Linked DNA regions of Homo sapiens: region 2 is linked to region 1. Evidence: chromatin loops called from intact Hi-C (ENCODE). Cell type or tissue: PC-3. All regions are shown on one strand. Each heading gives the region's core, and the rest is flanking DNA. Links, peaks and the distances in the headings are about the cores only.

Region 1 (10,467 bases), core at 3,508-6,007:
ACAGGAAGCCCCCGGTGGATGCAGCCATCGGCCCCACCCCTGCTCCCTGGGATTTGGGTCTGGGTGATTTTCAATCCCAGCTGGGCCTGCTGAAGTTCAACTGACTTTCTAAAGGAAAATGCAATGGCCTGAATCAATCCCTCTGGCTTCATCCACTCAACAAATCTTTACTGAGTGCCTATTATGCGTCTGAACCTCTAGTGAGCAGAGAGCAATTCTAGAAACAGATCACTAGCATGTAGCCAACCAGACATTGGATATGAATTCTGATGTCAGGGTAAAAGCATAGCCAAATAATCAAAGTAACCACAGGCATCCCATCACTGTATTTTTTCCTGTTATCATCCTGTTTTTCCCAGAGCTGAGAAACTCATGATGGTATTTTTCAGGGGGTGTCAAGGCATGAAAGAGCACTCTCTGAGAAAGGCTTAAAGGTTTCTGGACTTGTACACTTCCGGCACGCAAAGTCATCCTGCCCATGGACTGCATGGATGGGGCAGTGCCAGGCTAACTGTTGTCCCAGGACGAGGCTGCTCAGTGATCTCTCAATTGCATCCATCCAACCCCCCTCGAGTCACTGCACCTTCTGTCTGTGTGGCGGGCTGGGGGCTCCTGACTCACGCCAGAGAATCTGGAGGCTGAGTAGGAGGTCCACCAGGCCTGGCTTAGCCTGGCATGCTCGCCAGACCCTCCCTCACAGGGCCTCTGTGTGCAGGTAGGGGGAAAGGGGAGCAGAGTCCTCAGCAGGAAGTCAATCCTGATGCTGTGGCCTTGCATGGCCCTGTCACCTTGGGAAACCCATGCTCAACCCCCACCTAGCCTCTGGGCAGCCCTTCTCACGGTACCCCATTTCCCTCTCCATGCCTCCTGCCCCTGGCTCCAAAGGTCTCACCCCCTGCCTGTGCTCAGTTGGCCCAAAAGAAATGACAAACAGGTGGACAATGGAAGAATCTGACCTGCATTAAGCACTTACTGTATACCAGTTTCCTCCATGCCCATCTTTGCTTAATTCTCAAAAAAGTATGGGAGGCAGCTATGATCATTCCTGCTTTGCGTGCATTTCAGAAAACCTGAGGCTACGAGGGGTAGTATGACTTGTCCCATGGTCACCGGCTGGGAAGTGCAGGGCTGGGCCTAGGACCCTAGTTTGTCCACTCATGTTGCTCTCTCTACACAGAGTTGCTTATTCTCTTCCTCTCCATTCTTCCTCTTATGTTTCCAAGCACATTGATAATGAGTCTGCATACAGCAGGTGCTTAATAAAAGTCCTCAAGGGGATTGGTTATCCCATGTTCCTTAGGCATAAATCACCTTGCTCTGCAGATGGGCAGTGGGATACATCCAATCCATGGTTTGCTGAGCAGCCCCGGGGGGGCCCAGAACCCCACGCATGTGAGCAGGCCATGTGATGCCCCCGTCCCTGTGAGTCTCCTGTGAGGGGAGGAGACTCCAGCATTCTCCTTCCCAAAAGACTAGGGAGTGAATCAGATGCACAAAAATGGGTCCGGCTGCTCCATCTTGAAGGGAACCCACCCACAGCTCCTGCTCACACCAAGACTCCCCACAGCCTCACTGCTCACCCTGGGGTCCGGGCCCAGCAGCAGCGGGTGTCCTAGGAGCTGGCTAGAGATGCAGACTCCAGCCCACCCCAGACCCACTGGCTCAGCATCTGCATTGTAGCAAGATTCCCAGACTCCTGGTGTACACATTCAAGTTTGGAAGCTGTGCTTGACCTAGACCGTGGGCTGAGGACTGTGCTGCCACTCTGCTTTCCCTAAAGGCAATGCTCTCCCTCACAGGCCTTGGCTGTGTCTCCACTAAGGGGAAGCCAGGTGGACACAGAACCAGGGACTTCTGAAACAAAATCCCAGCCTTCCCATCCCGGCTTCCCGGCCAAGGCGGCTGCCTGGATGCAACCCAGGGGGATGCCCCACGGAAGGACGACGTGCTCCCTCTCAGCATCCTCCTGTCCCCTGCGTGGTCACCAGGGGTGACGCTGAAGGGAAAAAGGAAGCCATTCCCCAGGGTGGTGTTGTGAGGCATGTGCTGACCAACGTGTCACTGCTTCCCATGAAAGCAGGGACTTGGGACCTGCCCTGGTGCCGCCTCCCCAAGCTGCTGAGGACTTTCCTTGGGCAGCCCCAGCTTCTCTTTTGGTCCTGGTGTGGGAGAAAGGGCCCGGGCCCCTGTGAGACCAGCTCCGGGAGACCCACAGCTGCTGTGGCAGGACTGAAGAGTGAAGGGAGTCTCAGAGACTCCGGAGGGCCAGGAGTGGGGCCCAGACAGGCAGTGGGCGGGGTCTCTGCTTCCTCCCAGTGACACCAGTTAGGAGCTATACACACGTCCCGCTCCTCCTTCTCCATTCACAGAGAGCAAGAGCCTGACACCCACGCCTGCCACGCACAGAGCCATGTATGTGTTCACCCACAGCCCGACCCCATCCTCACAATGCTCCTCCTCCAAAGAGCCCCCCAGCCCCACCCGCACCGCCCAGAGCCAGCACACCCTCCAGGCAGGGCAGCAGACAGGGCCTGTCCCATGGCCACAGTCGCTGCAGCCCCCCTGGGGTGGGAAACTCGGGTTTCCATGACAGTACTGGGACTCCTGGGAATCAGGAACCACCCCACCTTCTGGGGCCACAGCTAACTCCTCCCCCATTTCCACCCTGGAAGGGCCGCCCAGCAGGAAGACTGTCCTGAAGCCCTGACCACGGCCACTCCCCCAACCACACAGTGATTTCTAGTCTTCCCCAGGCCAAGCCATAGTGGGCCCCGGGTGATCCCGAAGACAGAGAGGCAGAGGGGCAGGCAGAGGGCACAGAGCAGCAGAAACCCCGCCCCAGAGACACCGAAGCCTCCCAGCCCCCTTGTCCTGCCCCAGATGGGCGCCCGAAGGTCCACACGGTGAGGCTGCTCCGGGTTTCGACACCGACACTCATGGGAGGCAAACGGGAACCCGGCTGGCGGGCTGCGAGCCGGTAGGGACGCTGGGGTCCAGGGCTGCTGGACAGCCCCGCCCTGTACCTCTCCCCATCCCTCACTTAATCCTGGGTCCGAAATAGCCCCGGGTAATCCCAGGGCGAGGCAGTCGGGAATTAACCCCAGCCTTGAAGTAAGAGACAGAGGCGTCCACAGAAGAGGGCTCTGCGCGTCCCGGACTGGACACAGCGCAGAGTCCATTCCAGGGACACCGCAACCCGCAAGCGACCCAGGCCCGCTCCAGGGCGGGATCCGCGCGGCCCGCGACCCCTCCCTACCGGTCTCGGGATCTCTGGGTCGGAAGTTCTCGCCCTGCTGCTCCGAGACCTAGGTCCGCTCCCCGGACAGACCTCCGCCCGGCTCGTCCGAGCCCCGGGGGTCGCCAACCCTGAGTCCGCGCCGCAGCGCAGAGCCAGGCCGGCGGGAGCGCTGAGCAGCTCCCTGGAGCCCTTTTCCAGGGAACCCAGTCCCCACCCGAGATCGAGCTCCGGATCTGGGCGGCGACCCCGCCAGAGAATCCCAGGGAGCCCCTGGGGGTCTGGCGGCGGGTGTGGGCGCTCCCGGGCCGGCCACGCGCCCTCCCGCACCCGCCCACCTCCCCGCCAAGCCCCGAGGGAAGCCGCGGACCCCAAGAAGTTCCCACGTCCCCGACACGCCCGCCGCCCCGGGCCCCGCTTACTTGTCGCGGCGGCCGCCGAGCTCCGGGATGGCGCCGAGCGGCTGCGGGCCGGGGCCGGGGCCCGGGTCGGGGCGGCGGGCGCACGCGGCCAGGTGTCGCCGGTGTCGCTCCAGCAGGCCGGCGTTCTCCCGGCTCAGCCGCGCCACTTGGCGCTCCAGCTCCTCGATGCGCCGTCGCCGGCGCGCCAGCAGCTCCTGCTGCGCGGCGACGATCCGGGTCAGCTCCTGCAGGTACTCGGCCGCCTGGCCGGGGGGCTCGGCGGCGCTGGCCATGGCCCCCCGCCCGGAGGCCGGCCGCGCCTCAGGCGAGCGGGCGGCGGGGCGGCGGCGGCGCGGCCATGGCTGCGCGGCGGGGACGGCGGCTCGGCGCGGCGCGGGGCTGCCGCGGCCCCGCCTCGGCTCCCGCCTCCGCCGGCGCCGCCCCCGGGGCCCCCGCGCCTCCTGCTCCCCGCGCCGCCGCGCTCCGCCGCCCGCTGCCCCGCGGACGCGCCGGGGCGGCAGGGCGCGGAGCTGCGGCCGCAGCGGGCAGGCGAGGAGTTTTGCAAAGTGCCGGCCGCGGCGCGGGAAGAGGGCGGGGAGGGCGCCGCCTGCTGGGACCGCCCCTGGGTCCCGCGCCCCCGCACCAGGCGTCGGGGGACAGCTCCATCCTTCTCCGGCCGCCTCGGGCGCCTTAAATCGGAAGCGATTCCGTGAAATACATCTCGAATCCATCAGCGGACGATTTTAGGAAAAGTGTAAATAAAAAATCAACACACTCACGAGAACATTGGCATTTCTTATTGATCTGAGTCTACCAAAACACTGGGTATGGGCAGGGTGCGGAGGCTCACGCCTCTAATCCCAGCACTTTGGGAGGCCGAGGCAGGAGGATCGCTTGAGCCCAGGAGTTTGAAACCAGCCTGGGCAAAAGAGCGAGACCCTGGCTCTACAAAAATACCAATAAAATAATAAAATAAAACACTGGGAATGTTTTGTACTTGTAGAAGCAAGACGTTTCCCCGGCCGTCCCTTCCCAGTTGCAACCAGAAGGTGGCCCTGAAGCCTCCATGGTTCTATTTGCTGAGCTGCCAAGGCTCAGGGGCCCAACCCACCACTCACACTTGCGGTGGGGAACTGATAATCTGTGGAGGGAAGCCCCGCCTCTGCTCGGCGTTGAGATCTGCAGCAATTTGTTTTACCCCTTGGAGCCTACCTTTCCTCAGCCAAAATATTTTCCATTTGTTGATTATTTTCTTAATCTTTGTAATTTTCATACCCCAAGTTTCTTTGGGGCTAAACTCACTTTTCTATCTCCTTGACTTGAGCTGGCTTATTTCTACAGTTCCATTTTCTAGCAAATGCATTTAAGGCTATAAATTTACCTCTGGGTAAAGCTTTAGCTACATCTCATATATTTTTAAAGCTGTTATTTACATGCGGGTGGCATTGCCTTTGTTACACCAGCTTCACTGACACTTGGTGTTCCATATTTATGTTTGTTGCTATCCCTCCATCCCCAGGAGAGGAGGAGACTGCATAGAGAGACCTCAGACCCTCCAGGGTCCTCAGGCCTCCTTCGGTGTCCCACCTTGGCTGTCCCACGGGCAGGGCCCAGAATGGTAGTGGGGCCATGTAGTGGAAGCCTCAAGTTCCCCAAGGACTGTTATACGAGGATGAGATCATACACACACCACCCTAAATGAAAGCTCAACACAACTTTAAAATTGTCCCTCATTTCTAAGACACGTCCTGTTCTCAAGATTAATGTTATCTTTATAAATCTTATCATCACCTTTTGAAGAACACCATCAGATACCATCCTATTTGTACATGTACAAATCATTGATCATTTTGGTTTATAAATTGAAAATATACCAACATCTTTGCCACTCTAATCTAATATCTCCTCATTTGATAATACCTGAGGAGCTTCCCAAAAAGGGATCCGTGTAGCCCAGGCTTCTCATGACCTTATGGGAGGCCTGACCCTGCAGTTGCGCACGGGTCTCTGCCAGTGTTTGGGGCTGGAGGGAAGGTAACTCTAAACCCTGGTGCCTGTCAGTGAGGATCATGGCTGATGGACAGAGCTGCAGGGGTTGGGGAAGGAGCAGCCAGGCTCCCTTTCTATGCTCAATGCCCATGTGGAGCCCCCAGACACCCCTTCCAGCTGTTCCCGATTGAAGATGACCCCACATCTCCATCTCTGCACTACCTCCTTGCTCCCTGAGGCAGGTCACCTTGCCACTCAGCAGACAGAACACCCAATCTGTACCAGGCCCGGATGACACCAGACACCATAAGGGGAGGAGGCCTCAGCCCTGCCTTTCAGGAGCTTCCAGGCTTGGCCAGGGCAGAAGATGACAACAGGCCGACAAGGTGCTGTTCGAGCCTCCAGGCAGGAGCACTGCACCCGAGGCCTAGGCAGGGCCCTGTCCTCCTGGAATTGCCATTCCCCAGGCTCTGAGGCAAGCAGAGAGATCCTCAGGGCATAGGTGGTGAACAACAACAGTGGCCTTCCTGGCCCACTCCCTGCTCCTTCCGGCCAGGATCCCTGGACTCCTCTTTAGGCAGTAGGAGTGGGAGCAGGGAGCCCCTCGGGCCTGTCCTCTCCCTCTGCCTCACTCATCTGCCTTGCTTTCCATTCCTGGGACTCGGGGGTGTTCCAGCGACAGCCAGCTCCCCGGAGCTGGAGGTTATAGGGGAGTCTGCCACCAGCAATGGGGCCAAGTCCACCCTCCTTCCTGGCTCCCAAACGAGGGAGGAACAATGCCTGTCCCCACCAGAGAAGGGAGGCCTCTTCCTCAAAGAGCCTCAGCCAGCCACTCCTTTAGTAAATGTGGCCGAGCATCGACTGTGGCCAGGCTCTGGGCCCATGCTCTTTAAGAGTTCTCACATGGAGACAGAGAATGAGCAAGGGGGATGAGCAGGCACAGGCCAGGGCCATCCCACAGGGCCCCACATAAAAGCCCTGTGGCCTGGTCCTCCAGCCTCCCTGCTCTGACCCCCGCATGCAGTGAGTTAATTGGCTTCCCACCTGCTTCTGGACTGGACTCGGGGCTCTTGGGCACCCAGGGGTCTCTCCCAGTCTCACCACATGGCCCCGGACATAGGAACACTGATGAGCAGAGGGCAGATGAGACACAGAGGGACAGGGTGGATTGCTTTCACTCGGCTGGCAGCACCAAGACGTCAGAGCAGTTAAAGGCCGTCCAGTTCAGCTGCAGTCTCTCATCTAAATTCCCACGATGTGCAATAAAAGAATCAGAGCCTCTAGAGTCCTTGAAGCACCGTGTCATGGATGCTGTGGTTGCTGCCCAGATTCCCCCTTCAAGGTGAGGCCCTCGCCTCGCACCAGCTCAGCAAAGACCGTCTCAGGAAATTGCCCTGTGCTGATGGAATCTTCAAGGTTACATTCCCCTTCCCAGGGCAGCCCCCAACTAGTGACTGGTCCATGCAGGAGGACAACAGCCTGGCCCCCTTGCCTCAATTTGGGCAACTCTGCAGGGTCATCCTAGCTCCAGAGCTCCCGTGGGATTAGCCAAGCCTCTGTAGGATTCACACTGTGGCCCAGCCTCTCCCTCTGCCAATCCTGCCTCTTCTCTCCCTCGCTGGTGCTGGCCCCTGAGCTCTCCCCAAGAAACCTCCTGTGTGCAAACCTCCCTCTCAGAATGTTTCCCTGGGAGGTGACCCAGGACATTCTCCTTCCCTTCCCTTCCCTTCCTCTCCCATCTTGACACCAGTCCTTTGACCTCGTTAGGATTTATAGGATGTGCATGCTAGTCTGTAACTCTAGTTAAGGTCTCCCGGCTTTGTATACAGATACGTTCTGCCACCTGAAAAAACTGATAACCGGCATTTCCAATGTGATAAATTCGAGGCCAAGTAATTTAAATTCAATTGCAGAAAGGAAGATGTGAGTGTGCACTCCAAAAAAATAAAGGTTACAAAAATATGGAGGAGGAAACAGAGAAAGGGGAAGTATACTATGTAAAATCATTTGTGAATTTTCCTATTATTATTCACATCCAGCTTCTTGGTAAGATCATCAATCTTTTTAATATTGTCCTTTTTATAAGAAATTCATTTTTTTCCTTAAAAACCTTCCCCTGAGCACTCTCTGACTCACTATTATAATTTGGGCTGGCTACTTCCTGGGCCTGCTACACAGCTATTATCAGGGATTTCTTGGCATTACACTTCTGGATTGAGTCCACTCTTTCTTGGATCCTGTGTATTGTCTTTCTTGGGTTCATTTTCTACTTTGCAGAGTATATCCTCAGGCAATTCTGCCAGACACAGCCTATGGGTAGGTCTCTGAGTCCTTGTGTGTCTGAAAGTATTTACTTTGCCCTCAGATTTGATTGGTAGTTTGGCTGGGTATAGAATTCCGGGTTACAAATCAGTTTCCTCAGACCATGGAAAGGTTTGCTCCATTTTCCTCCATTACCTAGTGCCGCTGATGTCATTCTGATTCTTGTTCCTTTAGAGAAGAAATTCTCTTAAGAGGGTATTGTCCCTGGTCAGAACATTTGAAAATCTGGTGGGGGATGTTTTTGGTCATGAGAATGACTGACAATGCTCTGACATTCAATGGGCAGGGCCCTGACATACAGCACACAGGGAGTGTCATCCAATACAAACTATCCCACTCACATCACCAAAAAGCAAAGCAAAGCGGAAGGACTTACTCTATTAGATTTCAACACTTATTATAAAGCAAGAGTAATCAAAACAATGGGTACCAGTGTCAAGAGAGACACATAAATTGACAAACTAGAAGAGAGTCTCAAAGTAGACCCACACATATGTGGGCAATCAATTTTTGACAAAGATGCCAAAGCCACTCAATGAGTGAAAGGATAGTCTTTCAACAAGTGTTGCCTGAGAAAGCTGCTGGGATAATATGCAAAAGAATGAACCTCTGCCTCCATTTCAGAGTATCTACAAAACTAACTGGGACTAGATCACAGAACCCATGTAAGAGCTAAATAGGTACAACTTCTAGAAAAGCTCTTAATGGCCTTGAATTTGGCAAATATTTCTTAAATGTGACGCCAAAAGCATGAACTCTAAGTGAAGAAAAAATCAGCAAATTGGACTTCACTGCAATAAAAAAAAAAAAGCTTGGTCTTCAAAAGAAACTGTTAAGAAATGAAAAGGTAAGTCACAGTCTGGGAGGAAATATTTGCAAACTCGATATCCAGCAGAGGACTTGTGTGTAGAATATATAAAGAACTTTTACAACTCAATAAAAACAAGAAAAAACACCCAATTAAAAATGGGCATACGTTTTAAACAGACATTTCACCAAAGATATATAAATGCCAAATAAGCAAATTAAAAGAAGCTCAATATCATCAGTCATTAGGGAAATGCAAATTAAAACCCCAGGGATTTAGAGATGACACCAACAGCAAAGCAACAAAGGAAAAGGAGATAAACTGGGAAACAGCAACGTTGAAAGCTTCTACGCTTTGAAGGACTTCAGTAAAGAAAGTGACAGAAGAGAAAAAACCCACAGAAGAGAAAATGTTTGCTGTTCACATGTCTGATCAAAGACATGTATCTAGCATACATAAATAAATTTTACAACTCAATAATAAAAAAGGCAAATAACTCAACTTAAAAATGGGAAAGGATCTGAATAGACATCACAACAAAGAGGATATCATAAGCACAAGGAAAGATACTCAACATTATTAGCCATCAGAAAAAAATGCAAATCAAAAGTTTGACACACCAGTTAACCGCTTATACCCACCAGGTGCAACCCACTAGGTTGGCTGGACTAAAAACTACTAGCACAAGGCCGGGCGCGGTGGCTCATGCCTATAATCCCACCACTTTTGGAGGCCGAGGCGGGTGGATCACGAGGTCAGGGGTTCAAGACCAGCCTGACCAACATGGTGAAACCCCGTCTCTACTAAAAATACAAAAAAATTAGCTGGGCGTGGTAGCGGGTGCCTGTAATCTCAGCTACTCAGGAGGCTGAGGCAGGAGAATTGCTCGAACCCCGGAGTTGGAGGTTGCAGTGAGCCAAAATTGCACCACTGCACTCTAGCCTGGGCGACAGAGCAAGACTCTGTCTCAAATAACAAAACAAAACAAAACCAAACAAAAACTACTAGCACTAACAGGTGTTGCTGAGGAGGGAGAAAGATTGGAGTCCTCATACACCACTGTTGGGAATGTAAAACGGTGCAGCTGCTTTGGAAAATTGCCTGGCAGTTCCTCAAACATGTAAACATTTAAACCACACGACCCAGCAATTCCACTCCTAGGTATATGCCCAAGAGAATAGAAAACATTATGACTCTTGGAAACATCATGCTGAGTACAAGAAGCCAGTCACAAAGGACCACACATTGTATGATTCCTTTCCAGTGAAATGTCCAGAACAGGCCAATATATAGAGGCAGAAAGTAGATTAGTGTTTGCCCACAACTTAGGGGCAGGAGTGGAGGGTGAAGATTTCCTTATGGGGTAATGAAAATGGTCTGAAATTGACTGTGGTCATGGTTGTACACATCTACGAATACTCTAAAGGTCATAGAGTGGCACACTTTAAAATGGTGAGTTATTTGACATATTTACTATATCTCAGTAGAACTGTTAGGAAAAAACCACACTGAGATACCACCGCATACCAACTAGAGTGGCTGAAAGTAAGAATACTGGTCATTCTTTTAGTGTTCCCGTGAGGGCTCAACCTGGAGTAGGGCGATGGGGTGCAGTGAGGGTAGGTAATTGGCTTCCCCACACTGAGCATGAAGCCCCCCGCCACAGGAGCCCTGTACTGGGTCAGAGCCTAGATGCACCTGTCCAGGGAAGC
Region 2 (10,467 bases), core at 3,237-5,736, 65 kb before region 1:
CCCTCCTGGCCTTTGCTATACTGGTCTCTCTGCTCCAGTGTCATTCTCCCCTCCTGCCAAAGGGTCCCAACCCTTAACGCGACGAACCCCTCTCTTACCCTTCTAGTCGCACTGCAGGGGCTTCTAAGCCTTTGAGAGCCAACCTGCCCTGGCCGGGTGAGACTAACCCTGTCTGAGTCATTAACATCAGCCTTCTGCAGAGGACCCGGAACACCACATCTGCTGCTCCCAACACCCTTGTCCAGGAGCTGCCCAGGCCGACTCCTCACCCCGTCCCACAGCCAGCACAGGCAGGCACACGGCAGGGCTGCAGCAAGCTCGAGCCAGAACTCTGGCCGTGGCCCCCTGCCTTGAATCTGGGACATGTCCCTCCTCGTAGCCCTCCTTCCTCCAAGAAACAAATGGGAAACTCCCTTTCATGGCCTCCATTGCACGTGGGTGCAGCCTGGGGCCTCTCACTGCCAGGTGGACGAACCAGGGCAGGAATCCTAGCAGAAGCCTGTGAGGTGAGGAGGGGGCACCTCCAGGAATCCACCCTGGCAAGAGCAGGGCCACGGTGCCATCAAGGGGCCACTGTGGCACACGAGCTGGTGTCCGGTGGAGCACGGTCTCCAGGGAGCGGTGTTGAGGTCTCAGCTGGGCACCATGCCTGACCATGCAGCTGGTTTTCTGACCTTCCAGATGGTGTGCGGCACCTGGCATTCTGGAACTTCTCTTTCTGTGTAAAGAGCAAGAGCAGGTCCCAGTGTTTGCAGCTGAGCGCCAGGACCGACGTCGGGCTCTGCTGAGCACTAGCCGAATGAACAGGCACCCGAGTGAACGGATGAGTGGAATTTACTGCACCCATAAGTAGAATCTTGAGCCCTGTGCCTGACCTAGACTAGGCCCTCAGACATGGTTCAGGGCTGGCAGGATGAGTAAGTGCCTACTGAATGCAAAGGCTGCAGAGGCGAGAGGCAGGTGGTGGGGATGCAGCTCCTTGTGCACCATCTGGCAAGGGAAGAGAAGGTGACTCTTTACCACCAACCCCTCCCCTGTGCCAGGCTCCTGCAGTACACAAGACAGGAGCATGGAGGAAAATCAAACCAAGCCTCCGCCAGTGGGATGGAAAAGGTTTCCAAATAAACCAGCGGCCAAGGCTCAGAATGGCTGACCAGAGGCCTTGCCCAGAGGACAGAGAAATCCACACGGCTGCCTGATGAAATCGAGAGGACACGCCAACTAGATTAGCACAGATCATCAGCCTACAACCAAAGTACCTGCTCCAGGAGCACACGGAGCTTTGGCGCCCACCTTCAGGCTCTGGCCATGCCAGACATCATGAAGGGCAGCCTCAGGCTCCCTCAGAAAAGCAAAGAACAAGAACTGCAAGAGTTTCGTTTAAAATCCATGTTAAGTCTGAACAGCTTCACAATTGCAATTAGCCAGACAGAGCTCTCTGCACATTTGAGAGGCTTGATAAACGCCTCTTTGGTCCTGGGGCCGAGGGAGGCAAAGTTGCACAGATAATAAAACACCAGGGCATTACCAAATCTTCTCAGCATGGATGACACATGGATGTGTTGATGGGGCCCAGAGAAGGCCGACATGGCCACTGCACTCCACCCCTGGCACGGGCTGGGCAGAGAGGCCGGTATGATCAGCAATTCCCACATAAGCTCAGAGCCCCTCCACAGTGGCTGATGCCATATAGCTGGGGAGCAGCTGGGCTGAGAGGAGAGCCCGTTTCTCAAACGTCTCCTGTTGAGAAGGGCCAGGGACCTTCAGGCAGGATCTGCTGTGGAGCTCACAGAACAAGTATCCTCCGAGCCCCAGAGCAGACCAGGCCCGGGGCTTCCAAACCAAATCTCTGTCTCAGCCCTCACAGCCAAAGTCTGCTTCTCTTAGTGATTCCTAAACATCCAGACACCATGTGCAGGGGATGATGCCCTCAAAGACGGGTAGAGCCACTTCCTGGGGCTGGGCAGGCCCTCCAGAGCTCTGTCCAACACCTATTGGAAATGCCTTTAAGTGGGCGTGTCCTTTGGCCATTCTAGGAATCTATCCAAAGGACACAGTCATTGCACAAAGATGCAAAGATTGGCAGTGACCAATTGCTCAACGGTAGGAGGTTGCATATGTAATAACAGCACCCATGCAGTGTGGGAAAATAGGCAGCCAACAGCGCAGCTGTAGAACAGCATTTCCCAACCAGCATCCCCTACACCAGCAGCCCCATGTGAGCTCCCAGAGGAACACATGGTCAAATATGTTTAGGACTCATTACCAGCAGGGGACAGGGGGCCCTCGGAAGGGGCCACTTGAGCCAGCCACATGAAGGGACGGCTTACAGAGGGCAGGTGAGGGCAGGGAGCCCCCCAGAGACACACCCAGGGCTAGCAGAGCGACGAGCTGTCCACTCCCTGGACCTAAGGGATGAGAGGGAGCAGTCACCTGAACCCAAAGGGATTGCAGAGGGGAGCTGTGGCTGGGGACAGGGGGACCGCAGGAGGGGCTAGAGAAATGAATATCCCAGCCTCTTTCCATCCTGCCCACTGATCTCCCATCAGTAAACCCACCAGAAAGCTGGAGGGTGCGGAAGCCAGTGAGAGAGGGCATCCCTCCAGGGCACAGAGTATGGTGAGCAGTGGACAGTGGGTCCAGACAGACAGATGGACAGAACACCCGGATGCACTCTCTTCCCCGTGGAGAAACAAAATGCTATTCTATTCATTAGCACATGGAATACACACATTTAACTTCACTTACCCCTGCCCACTCCAGAACATATGGACGCTTTCTCCCGATGAGTTTAGGTCACACTGACCTAGAAGAGTTAATGGCATAGGACACAGCATATCACGACGCAGGCAAGGTGAACACACTGCAAAACTTAGCTGATGACAGGAGCCCAATGGTGGTGACAAAGGATTTGCCATGGAGAAGAGCCCTGAAGGACATTCTCCCCCATTACAGATGACAAAAGATGATTTTGATTTTATTCTTAGTGCTTTTAAAAAAAAAATCCAACTGAACAGAGTGAACCTGACTCAGGCTTTTTTGCTTGTTTTGTTTTACAATTCAATGACTTTTGTAACTTTCACTGAATGGTGCAATTACCACCATAATGTTAGATTTACAATGTTTTCTTCTCCCAATGAGATCCCTCATGCATTTACATCCAATGCATTCCCTTATCCATCTTCAGCCCCCAGCAATCACTAATCTACTTCTATCTCTATGGGGTTGCCTTTTCAGGACTTCCATATGCCACAGTCTGGTGGCGGGGCTTCCTCCACTTGGCATTGTGTTTTTGAGGTTTATCCATGACATAGGGTGCACCAGCAGATCGTTCCTTTTCAGGGCTGAGTAGTAGTCCACTGTGTGGAAGTACCAAGTTTTCTCTCCATTCACACCATTTTTTTCACAATGCTTCTGCCTTAAACCACTGGGAGGGACTTGCTCTCCAGAAAGAGAGCATAATGGAGGCACCTCCACAGCTGGTCCAGAAGCCTTGGGTCTGGCTGGCTCCAAATTTCCCCAACTTGATTCATTCTAGGCCCCATCTCCAGTTTTGTGCCATGTCCCTATAAACTACTTAGTATTTTCCTTTAAATTGCCTCACTCCTTTACTTAAATGTATTTTGAAAAGAAAATTCACTTTTATTTATATTCACATTTTAAATGTAAAATACTATCATTACTTGAAATAGAAAAGAATGCTCAAAATAATACCAGGAACACAAAACAATGACATCACATTCTTGCTCCAGACTCTTGCTGTTTCACCCCAAGCTGATCCCTGAAAGAGGCCCAGACACCAGACTGGCACCAAACTGAGCCACTGTCCCATACAGAACCAGAAGAGCTGGAAAGACCTGGGATGTAATGACCTGACCTCTACACAGCACCCGAAGCATCTAGAAGCAGCACCATCATCACATGCTAGCCCCCCACCTAAAGTCAGGTGCACCCCTGGCTTCCGAGGCCCCCTGGCAGCTCCGGCATTCTAGGATTCCAGGATTCCCACATGCAGAGGCTGGGAACCTTGACAAAGCTGTGTCGGGGGTGGGAGCAGGAGTGACCTAGCACCTCCTGTGTGCTGACTTCCTTCCACATGCACCTATGGTGCTCCCAGGTGTGCGAGGCCTGGGGCAAGGCATGGGTGGGGAGCGGCTGGACCTTGCTGTGCTGAATCCTTGAAGTTGGGATCATTTTTTAATCCCATTAGTCCCCAGGGTCTGGCTCAGTGCTGGCTATACAGCAGGTGCTCATGGAATGTAGAATGAATGACTCATAGGTGTGTGCATGAATGAGCTGGCTGGTGAGAGAAAAAGACAGACAGAATAACTCATCTGAAAACTACTCGAACCATTCAAAAGGTGCTGCTCTCCAAGGCAACAGAGTCTTTGGCGGGAGGTGTGGGAAGCCTGTGGCCGAGACAGCATAGTGGCTGCACTAACACACAAGATGCTTTTCACAACTCATGACTGGGGAAAAGGGAAAAGGTTTTTAAAATTTTTTCATGGAAACTGGAAAATGAAGTTCATGTGCTCTATTTGCTCCTGTTCATGCACAGGTGGAGGTGAGGGGTGGCCCCAGGCCCAGAGGTGTCTGTCGGGGAGACCCCTGACTGCCACCCTCAAGGGTGTGCACTGGGTCCTGCAGGCAATGGGGGAGCCATTGAACATTCTTGAGTGAGGGTGGCCTGAACAGATCCAGCTTCAGCATGACTTCTCTGGCAGCAGGTGTGCAATGGAAGGAACCTGGAGGAAGGAGGGCAGCCCCGGCCGCCACCTCTACCCCCAGAGGCTTCTACACGTCCTCAAACTCTCCCAAATCACCCATAATGCCTCCTTTTCCCTCACCTACTCAATGCCACCCACCAAGTCAGCTGCACGTGCACCCAAAATGCTCTTGTCGCCACAGCCACCCTGGTCCAGGCCAGCAGCAGCTTTCCCCTGGGCCACCATGTCAGTCTCCCAGCGGATCTGGCAGCTGCCTCGGGCCCTTCTACAATTTGTGCCACAGCAGGAAAGGCCTTTAAAATAACGTCACACCATGTCACCCCCAAGCTCCTGCAAAAACCCTCCAAAAGCTCAGTCCATCCACCTCACCAGCAGGCCCTGGCTGAGCCATGCTTCCCCAGAGACAGGCTGCATGGTGCTCCTGACACCTGCTCCCAAGTTCACTGGTAAGAGGAAGCCGAAGGTCAGCGGACTCCAGAACTGGCCCTTCACTGGCCGCGGCTGCCCACACTGTCCAGGTGCTGGAAATCCCCTCCCTGGAGTTTCTCCTGGCAGTGTAACCACCCCACAGCCCCCCAGGGAGCTCCCCACATTGGAAAAATATTTCTGGGGCCCTGGTGGCCCCAAATTGGGATGGCCACCATCAAGGATGTGCCCCCACCCCCGGCGGGAAGGCACATGAAGCAGACGCACCTCGCAGAGCGCTGCCTCATTAATACTCATCGCCACTTCACCAACACCCACCCGGCGGTCTTCGGGGATCAGCGGAGGTGTGAAAGTGGATGCATTAGGATGTTAAATAGTTCAACAGCAAGCAGCTCCTGCCAAGTGCTTAGTGGCTTTCTGCTTGCTGGGGCAGTGGCGCCAGTGCTGGCCCAAGGCCCGGCCACCTCAGCAGGACAGCATGAGGACAGTCCGGGCCTGCCACGTGGCCACCAGAGGTGGGGTGGTGCCTCTAACCAGCTGGGGGGTGGCACATCTTCATCCATGGACCATCACTTCCCAGCAAGGCCCTGAGAGGCTGGTGGCTTATTTCCTTAATGCCACTGCTGCCCACAATATCCAGAGAGTTTGACTTTGGGACTTGAATGCATTTATTTGTCTTCTCTCTCCCAGTCACTCCAGGCGTGGCAACTCCTCACCGGAAACCTGAAACGTGGCAAAAGTCACCTGCAGCCCCAGTCCTGGGAACCGGGGTCTGTGCAGCCACCTGTGCTCAGGCTGCCACCACCCCCGTCACAGGCTCCTGCTGGGACACTATTTCTAAACCCCAGCTTTAGGCACTTCAGTGCTTTTGAAGATTTTAAATTGGCACGGGTTAGCATTGCAAACTCAACTGCCTCCTGGGGCCGGCAGTGGCCGGGCCAGGTGGGCCTGGAGCAAACTGGAGAGCCAGCCTGGCCCCTCCAAGGGGACTGCGCCACTCAGTTCCAGCCCCAGACCTTGATCGCCTCAAATTTCAAACTTGGAAATGGTCACATAGGGCCTGTGACCAACATTGCCAATTTGAGACTTGGGGCCCAGGAGAAGAATGGGGGCAAAGAAGGGGGGTCCTTGCCCCCTACTCCTTTTCCACCCCATTATCTGCCAGTTGCCCCTCACACCCCACTGGCCCCCACAAGGGGCTTCTCCCGCTCTGTGGCCATCATCTAGACTGAGACATGGGTCTAGACTGAGAGTCCCTCAAAGGCAAGGCTTCTGAGTCCCAGGGAAGAGGACTCCCTGCTAAATTTTCATTGAATTAAATGACTAATTAATGATCTAGCCTATTTCCTGGTCGGGACAAGGTCAGCCTCACGGCCATCGCTGACTTGCTCCTCTGGTTTATGCATGGTCTCAGGAGTCAGTCCCTACAGAGCACGGCCTGAGACATTCCGAGGTGCACGTCGACCCTTGCAGAGGACAGCCAGCACCCCAAGTGTGAAGGGCGATGCCGCCTGGACACTCACGTCCCGGGATATTTGGCTAAACTGGCCTCATTAACAGGCCGGCCAAACACTCCTCACATATCCACTGGCATCTAGATCTGCGTGGATGGGTTTTGCTGCCAAACTCCTGTTTCTATTGACAGCTACCAGCCACCGGGCCACTTCACAGGCATTAATGCCACTTATTTCTCAAACCGGCTTCAAGAGCTGCTGGCCTCATCCATGGTTGGGGAAACGACATAGGGGAACAACATTGTAGAGAAAGGCAGCGACTGAGGCTTAAGGAGGCAGGGAGGCCAGTGAGCAGGGGAGGCCAGGGCTCATAAGCAGGGCTGTCGCTGGAAGGACCCTATAGTGTGACACCATAGCAAGGCCTGGAGCCAGGAGGCCTTGGTGAGGGGAGGGAAGTGGTTTCTGCCCCTGAGGCCACTATTCCAGGCCCCGCCCTGGTCACGGTGGGGTGCCTGGGTGGTGCCCAGAGGGATTTTCCTGAGGGTGGACACAGGCTTCAGCCCGCCTGCTCTGGGGGCAGCTGCCTGACCCACGCCCCTCTGCAGGCCCCTCTGTCTCAGCCAGAAGGGTGACACTGTTCCTCCAACAGGACATGTCCCTGCGGTAGGAGCCAGGGAGAGGTGGAGTTAGGACAGAGCCTCTGTCACACAGAGGCCTCCTTCAACCTCAAGCATCCTCAGGGGGCACAGGAAGGGCCTTCCAGGCAAGGCCAAGTAGAGGGCCCCCACCTGTGGACTCCCACCCCAACTGCCTGCGGCCAAGCCCCTGCCCGCCCACCCCAGGCCGCCTGGCCAAGGAGGCCCTCCCAAGGCAAACCCAGGGGCCTAACAAGCTCAGACACTGCAGGTCTCCCAGGGCCCCAGGAACAGACGCCTGGAGCCCACGGCGGCTCTCCGTCTCCTGCCCAAGTGGGGCTTCCATCCCTCCAATGGGGCAGCGTGTGGCTCCATGACTGTATCACAGAGGCCGGGCCTCCTCGGCAGGGAGCTGCCTCCGGCATTGGCATCTGCCACAAAACCGGGAACTCCCCTGCAGTCAGCGATCTGGAAAGCCAGCCTCCCAAACTAGATTCATAAAGGACTCCAGGGCCTGATCTGGAAATTTAGTGTGCTCCGAAAATGAGCCAGTTTCCTCAACCATGACCAGGCCCGCCTGGAGATGGTAGCCGCGGAGCAGAGGGGCAGGAGGGAGGAGAAACACCCCAGCCTACAGCCCTGCAACCCCCAGAGGAGTGTCCCCTTTCCTTTTCATTATGGTAAAGGATACATAACACACATTTACCACCTCATCCATTTTAAGCGCACACTTCAGTGGCATTAAGACTTTCTCATCTTCCCCAACTGAAACTCTGCCCCATGAAACACGAACCCCCAGCCCCCCTCCCCCAGCCCCTGGCACCTCCATTCCACTTTCTGTCTCCGTGAATGTGACTACTCCAGGGACCTCACAGAAGTGGAATCATGCAGTATTTGTCCTTTTGTGGCCGGCTCATTCACTAGCATCCTGTCGTCCAGGTTCATCCCTGTTGCAGCGCAGCACAGAACGCCCTTCCTTTTTAGGGTGAATCATATTCCATTGTAGGGACAGACCACGTTCATCTGTCACGGACACTTTCTTTGCTTCCACCTTTGGCTATTGTGAGTAATGCTGTTGTGAACATGGGTGTGCACACATCTGTTTGAGGCCTTGCTTTCAATTCTTTTGGGTCTACACTGAGAAGTGGGATTGCCGGATCATATGGGAATTGTATTGTATGTTTAACTCCTTCGGGAACCACCACACCGTTTCCCACGGCGGCTGCACCACGTTACCTCCCCCCAGCAATGGAGCCACAGAGGTTCTTATTTCTCCACATCCTCACCAACCAGAGAATGGCCTCTCGCAGCAGACGCTGGGGGCCAAGCTCGGTGGTAGAGGCCATTGAAAGCACTCCCAGGTCAAACAGGCTTGGGAAACTGATCACGTTTCTTCCCCACCGGACTCCTCAGAGTGCTCGATGTGCCAATGAGCTCAGGACCCACAAAGGGCGACGTGTGTGGGGCCCCAGACCCTCTGCTTCCTTTAGGGCTGCTGAGGAACTGCTCTCTGAGGGGCAGCCTGGGGACTGGCTGGTCCCCCATGGCACAGGCCCACAGCAGGGTAAACTCAGAAAGCAAGAGGCAGTGCCCAGACTCAGCTCCAGCCCCTCAGCACCCTGGCATCCACTTACCAAGGTGTCGATCGTGATGGATGGGAAATAACAAAAAGGGGTCTTTTGTCAGACAGGTTGAGAACTGTGGTTCTAGAAGGCTCTGCCATCGAGGTTTGGGCAGGGTTGGGGGAGGTGTGACCCATCCAGACCCCCGGCTTGCCCGGCCAGTGGGCACATGGCAGCTGCTGTGCCTGACTCTCCACACTCCCTCAGTAATACCCCAGAATGTCAGGTCTTCATGGAAAAGTCAACGCTTCCTGCATAATTGGCTTCTTCCCAGTTAGAGGCATGAGCTCTGGGAGGAAATAATGGAAACATACAAACTCAGGTTTAGACTGGATCCAAAAGGCCCAAACCCTCCCACAAGGATGGAGATCTTCCAGATTGCAGGGAGGTCCCCGGGTCTCTGCTTCCCCACCTCCAGAGATAGGAGCGCGCCACCTCCTGGCACAGCCTCCACCCCTGGGGAGTGGAAAAGCTTCTCCGCCCACCCAGCAGAGTCCTCCCTGCTGCAGAGGGAGTCCTTGAGGCAGAACTCCTTGGGGATGGCAGCCCTTCTCATCAGAGGGAAGCTGGGAATGGGGGACAGGTGGGTAGGTCCCACCCTCCCAGCAGAAGGGCAGGAAAAACTGGCCTCCCAGGTCCTCGCGCGCCCACCTTCCCCATGCACCCATCAGCCAGATCTGAGAACGCAAGTTCCTGCCCACAAGAGACACACTGGGGACATGCAGGGACCGCGGCGTCTGCAGAGGAAGTCAAAGCAAAGGCATTAGCAGGAAGAGGAAAAGCTGATTCATTTTTGAGCTGCATTCCAGACTTTACACCTGGCCCATCTCAGCATTTTCTAAATGGACAGACTCAGAGAGAGGAGGGAAGAAAGGGGACATCTTGTGCCCTAGAAATTCACTGCCCAGAGCTCCCTCCTAAGGCGCTGTTGGTTTGGAGTCACCGGACATTAATGAGCTTTGGAAGGGAATGTTGGTCAGCACAAAGCAGTGCCTCGGAGCCAGGCTCTGAGCCAGGGGGTTGGGGCCGAGTCCTCCCTCAGCCCCAGAGCTGCTGGGTGACCTTGAGCAAGTTGCTCAATCTCCAGTTCCTTATCTGAGAAATGGAAGCAATGAGGAGGCCAACCTCGGGAGGCTGCTGGGAGGCTTCAGTGGCAAAGGCAGGAAGACTACACAATCCAGGGCCGGTGCAGAGCGAGAGCCTACCACAGGGGCCGTTAGAGCCGACATCGACCTCACTACCAGGAATGAGTCCCCTCTGTGGTCCAGACCAATCAGAAGGAGGGAGAAGACAGAGGTCCTGCCCGAACCCAGGAGGTCAGCAGGAAGAAAGAAGCCCCCACACCCAATTATCAGGCCCCGAGAGGAAGGGTGGAAGGGCCTGGGAGGAGAATGACTTCTGCCTTGGGGATCAATGTGGGCATCACTGGTCTCCTAGTTCTGGGCCCTGGGCCCAGCCCAGGCAGGGACCGCCTGCTGTCCAGGGTGCAATGGGAGAAGGGGCGCTGGGCAGACTGTTGAGGGGCTTCAGCCTTGTGACATCCTCTCAGCCAATCCACTTTTCCTTTAGCTTTCTGAGTGCTGAAGCAGCCCCCTGAGAGCAT

The links. Hi-C counts contacts between places; a loop is a spot of excess contacts. Peaks named below come from ENCODE experiments on the same cell type or tissue, not always from the same donor. Only the 100,000 strongest peaks of a DNase experiment are listed, where the experiment ranks them.
Region 2: it touches region 1 in a loop (2.8-fold over the local background); 6 of 110 quality-filtered maps call a loop at or near these places.

The regions. Positions count from the first base shown.
Region 1 is chr3:13,279,054-13,289,520 of GRCh38, forward strand. It overlaps a transcript of IQSEC1 not described here. Among named protein-coding and RNA genes, the nearest start is that of NUP210, 140 kb to the right of the region's middle. In PC-3, for the core only: a CTCF peak has its summit at 4,637 (motif pointing right); a DNase peak (open chromatin) is centred at 4,698; H3K4me3 peaks cover 1,384 bases.
Region 2 is chr3:13,214,101-13,224,567 of GRCh38, forward strand. It overlaps a transcript of IQSEC1 not described here. Among named protein-coding and RNA genes, the nearest start is that of IQSEC1, 150 kb to the left of the region's middle. RefSeq lists enhancers at 5,632-6,155, 6,156-6,678, 6,679-7,201. In PC-3, for the core only: no CTCF peak of the experiment used is centred there; a DNase peak (open chromatin) is centred at 4,291; H3K27ac peaks cover 1,905 bases.